Linked DNA regions of Homo sapiens: regions 1 and 3 are each linked to region 2. A link is a contact called in ENCODE Hi-C or POLR2A ChIA-PET data. All regions are on one chromosome and are shown on one strand. Each heading gives the region's core, a stretch centred on a gene start or an enhancer-like site at or near the end of the contact. The rest is flanking DNA. Distances are from core to core; before and after follow the strand shown.

Region 1 (2,767 bases), core at 124-2,623, 1.6 Mb after region 2:
ATCTGTTGTTTTTTGACTTTTTAATAGTAGCCATTCTGACTGGTGCCAAGTGGTATCTTATTTTTTGTGGTTTTGGTTTGCATTTCTCTAATGATCATTGATGTTGAGCTTTTTTCATATGATATTTGACTGCATGAGAAATCTCAGATTAGACTTTTTAAAACTTCTCTAGACAAGAAGTCAAGCAAAGAACTTGCCCATTTATGTCCTATTACAAGCAGAGTATATTTTTATTGAACCAGTGCAAATACCCATATTGCATATAAGAATATTTAAGAAGAGTTTCCAAATCCTGGAACCATCAGGTAGGAAGAAAAAGATAAATGTTCCCTTTCTATTTACAAAGTACATTTTATCAAATTAATGTAAGTTATTGACAGCTCATAAAAAAGAAAAAAAATTTCCCTAAATCTAGAAAACAATACATTAAAAAAACCAACGTTTTAACAAAAAGTAATAAAATGAATAATCATTCTCATCAGTTAATTTAGCCTCATCTAATTAACTCTTTTGTTTTGTTTGATATTTTGTTAATAGTTTCATGAAACTATCAGTTTTCTCTTAGAGTTTTGGAACTTCTTACCCAGTCCAATAGCATAATCTTAGTTATCAGACACCTGTACTTACCAGTCTTTTTTCTCCTTCTTTTTTAAAAATTGGCAAATATGTACATAATAATGATACATATTTATGGGGTACATAGTGATTTTTTTTTTTTTTGAGGCGGAGTCTCGCTCTGTTGCCCAGGCTGGAGTGCAGTGGCGCAATCTCGGCTCACTGCAAGCTCCGCCTCCGGGGTTCGCGCCATTCTCCTGCCTCAGCCTCCCGAGTAGCTGGGACTACAGGCTCCCGCCATGGCGCCCGGCTAATTTTTTTTGTATTTTTAGTAGAGACAGGGTTTCATCGTGTTAGCCAGATGTTCTAGATCTCCTGACCTCGTGATCCGCCCGCCTCGGCCTCCCAAAGTGCTGGGATTACAGGCGTGAGCCACCGAGCCCAGCCCATAGTGATGTTTTGATGTATATAATGTATAGTGATCAGATCAGGGTAATTAGCACATCCATCATCTCAAGTATTTGTCATTTGCTTGTGTTGGGAATATTCAATATCCTCTCTTCTAGCTATTTGTAAATATATACTATTGTTAACTATAGTCATTGGACAGTGCTAGAGACACTAGAATTTATTCCTCCTGTCTAATTGTGTATCCTGTAATTGTATAGGGAGAGTGTAGTCTCTCACTACTCCCCCTGCCACCTGCCCTTCCCAGCCTCTAGTAACCTCTCTTCTACTTTTCACTTCTATGAGTTCAACTTTTTTTAGCTTCCACATACGCGTGAGACAGTGCAGTGCTTAACTTTCGGTTCCTGTCTTATTTCACTTAATGTAACGTTCTCCAGTTCCATCCATGTTGCTGAAGCAATCATTTTCTATGAATATCTTGCAATGCTGTGTCATAGCTGCTTTCAAAATCTTTCAGGAAGAAAATTTGGTTAGTCTTAAAAATACAGCATTATAAGACAATCATTAGTTTTATAACTGATAACATTATACCAGGAAATATGAGACGTCTAGGAATTTTATACAATTTCTAGAACACTCATCAATGACAAATATAACTTAGAGAAAGTTCAGCATCACTTATTATTTGGCAGTGCCTCTCATGCAATTTAACACATCAAATAAGTCTAATTAGTTTAACTTCCCTCTTGTTACAAGGAGATAAAATTAATTCTTTTGACATATTTCAGGGACCCTTCTGGAAACTCTCAATGTTAATTTGAGGTCCAAAAGACTTGATTTAGAATGTGATTTTGGGGAGCTGTCAAAAATGTCAAAAGGTTTAAAACACTTGATTAAATAGGTACACAGGTCACTGTGAAACAATACCAAAGTGACAATGATTTCAAAGGCAAACACAAAAAGTTTCATTGTGGTTAAAAAAAAAAAAAAAAAAAGTTTAGCTCTTTTAGTATTGAAAAGATTACACTTTTCTTCAATAATAAAAGGCTTTTAAAAAGACAACATGAAGTACAAAAAGTTACCTTGATTAAACACAAAATCTGTGTTTCTAGGCCAATTATTTAACAGATAAGGAAAAAAAACCTTTCACATTCACAGGGAGACCAATACTCCAAGAAAATGTGTCCTTTTAACAGAGAGAAAACCTAATTCTAACTTTGCACCAGTACATCACCGAGTTTTTTTAACTTACAAGTAAAATCTATCTAATGTTTGTACTATGACCACAAATAAAGTTCTTCTTTCATAGACCTTCTGCAACTTTCTGTATCTATTCATTTTTTTTTGTCTTAGTCTTTTTCTCCTTTTTTATTCCGGATCAATAAGTCATCTTGCTTTAAGACAAAATTACTCTCTTTTTCTCTTAAGGAAAACACGTACATTTTATACTTTTCCTTATTAAAAATACATCTCACTTTTAAAATACATTTTTCACATACATATTTGTGTACAGTTGTTTTCATTCATCCTTTGTTTTTAGTAGTTTTAATTACATGTATTAATTAAAATTCTTTACCCTTAGTAGCCTTAATATCTAGCGAAAATTAGGATGTACGTGGTTTCATTGGCCTAAATCCTATTTCCCCATAGCACAGGATATGCTTACCAGTGCACCCAATTATCTCTAGTTCCTCTTTAATAACGAGCCTAAAGTACATAAGCTTAAACTTACGTTTATTTAGTGATTAATAATTTTAGTAGTTTATCTCATACGGAAATGATCTAGATACTTAATTTATATGTA
Region 2 (2,860 bases), core at 97-2,596:
GAGGCTGAGGCAGGTGGATCACTTGAGGTCAGGAGTTTGAGACCAGCCTGGCCAACATGGTAAAACTCTGTCTCTACTAAAATTACTAAAATCAGCCAGGCATGGCGGCATGCACCCATAATCCCAGCTATTTGGGAGGCTGAGGCAGGAGAATCATTTGAACCCAGGAGTCAGAGGCTGAAGTGAGCCAAGATTACACCACCACACTCAGTCTAGGCAACAGAGTGAGACTCTGTCTCAAAAAAAAAAAAAAAAAAAAAAAAAAAAAAAAAAAGGAAGGAAGGAAGAAGGGAGATTATTTATTGTTTCAAAAGTCACACAAATTCTACATTATTATTTTAGAAAATTCAAATCATTCTGAAAAATAGAGATTAAAAAGCTGAAAAGTGTATTTCATGCCACTCTGCTCCTGAACAGTTTGGTGACTTTTTAAGTTTCCTTCCCAGACCTTTATGAGTTTACATACATGTACAGGTAAGGATGAAAAAAAAAAAAATCAAACTACACACATTGCTGTGCTTCCTTTTTCTTAGCATGTCTGGTCCATTTTTTCAAATCCTTTAGTAGACTTGTTTGTTTTTAAATGAGCCATGTTTGAAAATAGAACAATAGCAACATTCATATGCACACTGATAGAGAAATGTTATATTTATCACCAATGGTGCTCAGGATGGCTCAGGATGTTGGTGCTCAGGATGGGGTAAAGTGACTCTTTAAGTCTCATGACTAATCTTCTCTCAAGAGGAGGGGCTATGGAATCAGAATCACAAGCTAGCTTAATAAAGCCTTGAGAAATATTATCAAATAGCTGTCTTAGTTTCCCCCTCTGTAAAAGGGGGACAAGAATGTGTTCCATAGGTTGTAGTGCGGTTAAATGAGGTAACTCATATTTATGCTAAACACAATGACTGATGACTACAATGATGACGATGATGGCAGCCGGGCGCAGCGGGTGGGGCTTAAATGGCAAGTATAGCAATACCAGGAATGGATGCCCCGGGGAGATACTTTTTATTAAGAGCTGCCAAGTTAGTATGGCTGTCTGGGATGTCCTCTGGAGACAGCCGACTCCGGGTTTGGAAACCTCAACGTCCTAGGCTTTCAGGACCTAGTGTTTGGCTAAACCTCTGGAGAACTACAACTTCCAGGGTGCACCACTTTCGCCCCGCCCATGACGTTGCAGCTCCCGTTTCTCGCCAGGCTCCCGGCCCGAACTACAAATCCCAGAAGACACTGCAGCCCCGCTCGCGTTCTCGTCTCATCATTCTTACTTTTGGAAGCGAAACTGCGGCCGCGTTGCCTGCTGGGAAATGTAGTTCAGCGGTGGCCTAGCCCTTCAGGCCTGGCCGCTACAATAAGGCTGGCGAACTCGCAGCGCTTGAATACCCGTGGCCTAACCGTCCACTCGGAAGACCGGTCCCGCTCGGGAGGCTCTGCAGTCGCGCCTGGGGTCAGGGCCGGGGGCGAATGTGGCTCGCGTTCTAGGCCTCCCTGGGTGAGAAAGTGGTAGACTGGCAGGAAGGCGGCGGAGGCGGACGAGACCAATGCCAGCCTGGAGGAGGAAGTGGGCCAATGGGAAGGGTGAATCCAAGTGGAGATCGTAGGGGTGGGAGTGGGGCGTGGCGCCCGCTTACCTTGAGGCTGGGTGAGGCTCGCCCCGAAATGCGGGGCGTGGGGGGCGGGGGGCAGAGGTCCCTGCCTAGAGGGGAAGAGGGGCGTCCATGTGGCGGAATGGATTTATGGTTTGGGGCTGATCAGTGGGTCTTATGGCCGAGTCTCTCTGGTTAGTGGAGACAGCTTACCAGGCCTGGGATCTGGGGAGTTTGGAGGTGCAGGAGATCCCTGGTTGGAAACTTAGGCAGGAGTGTGTTACCCAGAGAGACTGAGGGCTTCTGCTGTGCACCTCCAAAACCTTTTCCTAACCTCTTCACCCCTTCCTAACTGCTAATGGTTGGAGAAGGTGGAAGTTCTCTGGGGATAGATACTTCGTGGTGGGGGAGGGGGGAGGGGGGTTGGGTTCTGGCCAAAGGGAGCCCCAGCAGGGAAGGAAGGCTTTGAACCCTATAGCTGCCCAGAGGCCTAAGCAATGCTACTGGAGTACCCCTACATCATCATTGTAACCGTTACACAGCATTACATTAGATGCAGCCTATTTAGTCTGAACCAAGCCAGACAAATTGGTGTGTCCTGCCCGCTGCTTCTAAAATATTGTAAACATGTCTCAGCTCATAGGAAAATAAATGTTCCGGGTAAATTCATGGAAAAAAATAATCAGGGTGCAATATGGAATGTTTACAATGATCCTACTTTATAATAAATTCTTATATCTCCTAAATATGTGCCATTTTGTTATGGATGAAAAAAAATCCGAACTATATACTCTAAATTATTAATTTCAACTGTGGTTATTGATGGCTGGTAAGATTACAGAGTAATTTTATTCTTTTTTGTTTACATCTTTATGTAGCATCTTAATTTGCACAGTGAACACATAATTTTTTTTTTTCTGCTCCTTATTTTCCCAGGAGAGTCAGTCAGTTGCTCCGTGTGTTGTGTTGGAAGTCAGGTCCTAAGGCCAGCTGCTCTGGCTTGCACTGAGCCACAGGCAGACTGATTTGCCAGGAATGATAAAAAGGGGTGAATGTGAGGGGAGAATTCAGTGTGCAGGCTATGGGAGGCTAATGCTTTTTTCCTTCTTCTAGGTTGGAAAAAGACTATGTTAGCAAGTGTCACGCCATGGTATGTGGTTGGTTGGTCTATTTCAGTCTAATCTATTATGCTTTCTGGTTAAAAATGTCACCTTTCTCATTATCTGATGGATTTACGTTGCAATGCATAACTTTCTTAGGTTCTGATAACT
Region 3 (2,812 bases), core at 302-2,801, 2.0 Mb after region 2:
GAGGCCGTTCTAAGGGGTAAATGAGATTAGGGGGCGCAGCCAGAGCAGGCCTAGGAAAACGCCAGCAGCGTGTGGCGATCACGGTGATGAAGCGCAATGGTGGCCGCCCCGTGGGCTACCCAGGAGCAGGAGGAGGGCCGAGGGATCCAGCCCGGGGACCGGGGTATCAGTCCCCGACAGTCCCCTCCCGCCCCTACTCCCAGCCTCAGCGCACGAAGCCGCCGCGCCTTCTGGCAGACGCCGCTCCCCTCCCTTCCCCTCCCGGCCCCCGCGCGGGGCCTCCCCTCCCCGGCTCCCCCTCGGCAGGGCCTGGCGGACGTGCGCCGCGTCGCACCCGGCGGCCGGACGGGACAGGACGCGCCCGCCCCGCCCCGCCACGGAGGCCCGCGGGAGAGGGGGAGGGGAGGAAGTGCCGAGGGGTGTTTGTCGGGCTTGGCATTATTAATTTTTAAATGGTGAACTTACAAAATAGTAACGACGAGTGAAAAGAACTTCATAAACGAGGAAAAAGACCAACCCGCAGACCCACGGCGCGCACCACGGAGGGGCTTGCAGCGAGAAGACAGGGACCTCCGTTCCCAAGTGCCCAGCACTGCGCCACAGGCCGGGTGGAACGGGCCTTGAGGGCCTCTGGTTTGAGGTCCCCCACGGTCGGGCTTTGGGCCCACCGCGTGCGGCGCCGTGCTGGGCTCCTAGGATCGGCAGCGAGTCCAGTGACTCCCACCGCACCCCCAGTAATCACAGGGCGGCCGTCGACCGCGGGCAGGGGAGGGGGTCTGGGAAGGCCCCTGGAGAAGGTGGCATTTCCTCGAGGTCGGTGGAATTTGGCTACGCGAAAGGAACAGCGCGTACGAAAACTTCAGGCGGGAACGCGCGGTGGCCCGTGCGCGGCGGGTAGACGTGCGGGGCCCCGGGTGGGGCCGTGGGGAGAGGTCGGCAGGGGGCTTTCCCAGGGCAGAGAGTTAGAATTTCACGTCCTACAGACCGGGGGCACCTCGCCCTGGGGCTGCGGGGGGCGGCGACCGTCCCATTCAAGAGCGTGATTCTGAGGTTTGCACAGCTGTTTCGGGCCAGCAGAGCCTTCGCTGGCTCTTGACGTCCTTGCGAGGTGATCTCTGCGACCACCAGACAGGAGAGAAGACCCATTTTACAGATGAGGTAGTGCTATCTCCAAGTCCTCAACGAGGAAACCGAGAAGCCTCTAGTCCCGGGTCTTCAGAAAACGCAGAGGTGGAGCCGCGCCGCACTCGGGCACTCCCCGGCGTGGGCGCTCCCGGCGGGCGGGCCTTGGCCGAGGGCGCTCGGCGGCCTGGAACGGTGAGCCGGGTGCCGGGCCTGCCACGCAGCCGCAGAGACTCAGCCCCGCCGGCGGGCGGCAGGAAGGGAGGCGACGCCCCCTGGAGCGCGGCAGGAACCCGGCCCGGCCCGCCTCCCAGTCCGCCTAGCCGCGCCGGTCCCAGAAGTGGCGAAAGCCGCAGCCGAGTCCAGGTCACGCCGAAGCCGTTGCCCTTTTAAGGGGGAGCCTTGAAACGGCGCCTGGGTTCCATGTTTGCATCCGCCTCGCGGGAAGGAAACTCCATGTTGTAACAAAGTTTCCTCCGCGCCCCCTCCCTCCCCCTCCCCCCTAGAACCTGGCTCCCCTCCCCTCCGGAGCTCGCGGGGATCCCTCCCTCCCACCCCTCCCCTCCCCCCCGCGCCCCGATTCCGGCCCCAGCCGGGGGGGAGGCCGGGCGCCCGGGCCAGAGTCCGGCCGGAGCGGAGCGCGCCCGGCCCCATGGACAGCTCGGCCGTCATTACTCAGATCAGCAAGGAGGAGGCTCGGGGCCCGCTGCGGGGCAAAGGTACCGGGGCTGCGGGGAGGGGGCCGAAGCCGGGGCGCCGTGGGAGGAGAGAAGGGGCCGGGATCTTCCCCAGGGGAGCCGCCGCCGCCGCCCCGGGCGGCCGCCTTAGCTGTGCCCGAAGCTCCCAGCCCGAGAGGGAGCAGGGAGAGAGTTTGAACTCAGAGGAGGCTCAGAGACGCGGGGCGGGGCCTGGCGCCTTTGGGGCGCTCCTGTTCGCTCGAGGTGAGGAAACTGAGGCAGGAATAGAGAGGGAACTCTTCGGGGGTTTCCTGGCAGGCATTGCGTGGTGCATGGGCGCCCCCCCACCATTGGCGCCAATGGGGCTGGGAGATGGGGGAGCTGAGGAGGGCGCCTATGGGCCACCCGCTGAGACTCCGCCCCACCCCCCACCCCCACCCCCCCGGGCTGCGGTCCGGTAGGGTCTTGGGAGGGGGCGCCGAGGTGACAGCAGGCTGGGGAGGCTTGGAGGGATCTCCCGCCAACACACAGCTACGTTCCCCACAAACTTCGCGTCACGCGTGGAGGCGCCGACCCCCTCGGAGGCACAGAGAGGACGGCCGGCACTTCCAAGAGTCGCTTGGCGCCCGCGGGGAGAGTCGTGCGCCTAGTGGGCACGCACCACCCCGCAAAGCCTCGCCGCCCCGACGAGGCTGCGTCCCCCAGCGTGGCTGGGCCGGGGTGGGGGGGTCTGTCTTCTCCTTTTCCCCGTGTGGACCTCAGGATCTGGACGCTGCCCCCAGGTCTGCCCACCCTCGCCTGGGTCTGGCTGCCCCGGAACTGAGGGCAAGGTGGAAAGGCTAGTTGCAGGGGGCCGGAGGGGGGTGGGGTGGGAGGGGTATCTGTCAATCAGGCTGCTGGGCTCCAGGTCGGAGGTCTGGGCGGGGCAGGGCAAACAGATGGCCACTGGACACTGGCCCCAGGCCGCGGGACTGCACCCCTGCCTCTGGGCCCAGCCGCAGTGAGGACTTCGT

What was found. A loop is a pair of places that touch in the nucleus more often than their neighbours do. ChIA-PET counts read pairs that join two places held with the same protein, here RNA polymerase II (POLR2A). Pooled maps may share reads with other maps.
Region 1: a loop to region 2 is called in a pooled map, with 4 times the contacts of the local background. The contact joins the enhancer-like site here to the promoter of SMARCAL1-AS1 in region 2. A Hi-C loop is called at or near these places in 2 of 50 pooled maps. POLR2A ChIA-PET finds 5 or more read pairs at or near these places in 2 of 52 experiments (WTC11 and naive thymus-derived CD4-positive, alpha-beta T cell).
Region 3: a map of gastrocnemius medialis shows a loop between it and region 2 (8-fold over the local background). The contact joins the promoter of CTDSP1 here to the promoter of SMARCAL1-AS1 in region 2. A Hi-C loop is called at or near these places in 1 of 168 maps with a recorded cell type or tissue (gastrocnemius medialis) and 9 of 50 pooled maps. POLR2A ChIA-PET finds 5 or more read pairs at or near these places in 1 of 52 experiments (A549).

Annotation. Positions count from the first base shown.
Region 1 is chr2:218,045,103-218,047,869 of GRCh38, forward strand. It overlaps a transcript of RUFY4 not described here. Among named protein-coding and RNA genes, the nearest start is that of RUFY4, 23 kb to the right of the region's middle. RefSeq lists an enhancer at 396-897. Within about 2 kb of position 1,374, at least 2 of the 41 ENCODE cell types and tissues checked have a DNase peak (open chromatin) inside an H3K27ac peak, as active enhancers do.
Region 2 is chr2:216,411,154-216,414,013 of GRCh38, forward strand. It overlaps SMARCAL1-AS1 (SMARCAL1 antisense RNA 1), which reads right to left and starts at 1,347. Exons shown (of 5, transcript XR_001739881.1): 1 at 1,272-1,347. SMARCAL1 (SNF2 related chromatin remodeling annealing helicase 1) reads left to right here and starts at 1,331. Exons shown (of 18, transcript NM_014140.4): 1 at 1,331-1,495; 2 at 2,703-2,739. RefSeq lists enhancers at 1,093-1,387, 1,131-1,220, 1,351-1,440.
Region 3 is chr2:218,398,317-218,401,128 of GRCh38, forward strand. It overlaps CTDSP1 (CTD small phosphatase 1), which reads left to right and starts at 1,552. Exons shown (of 7, transcript NM_021198.3): 1 at 1,552-1,841. The coding sequence starts at 1,775. RefSeq lists silencers at 200-469, 1,160-1,529, 1,600-1,679, 1,840-1,999.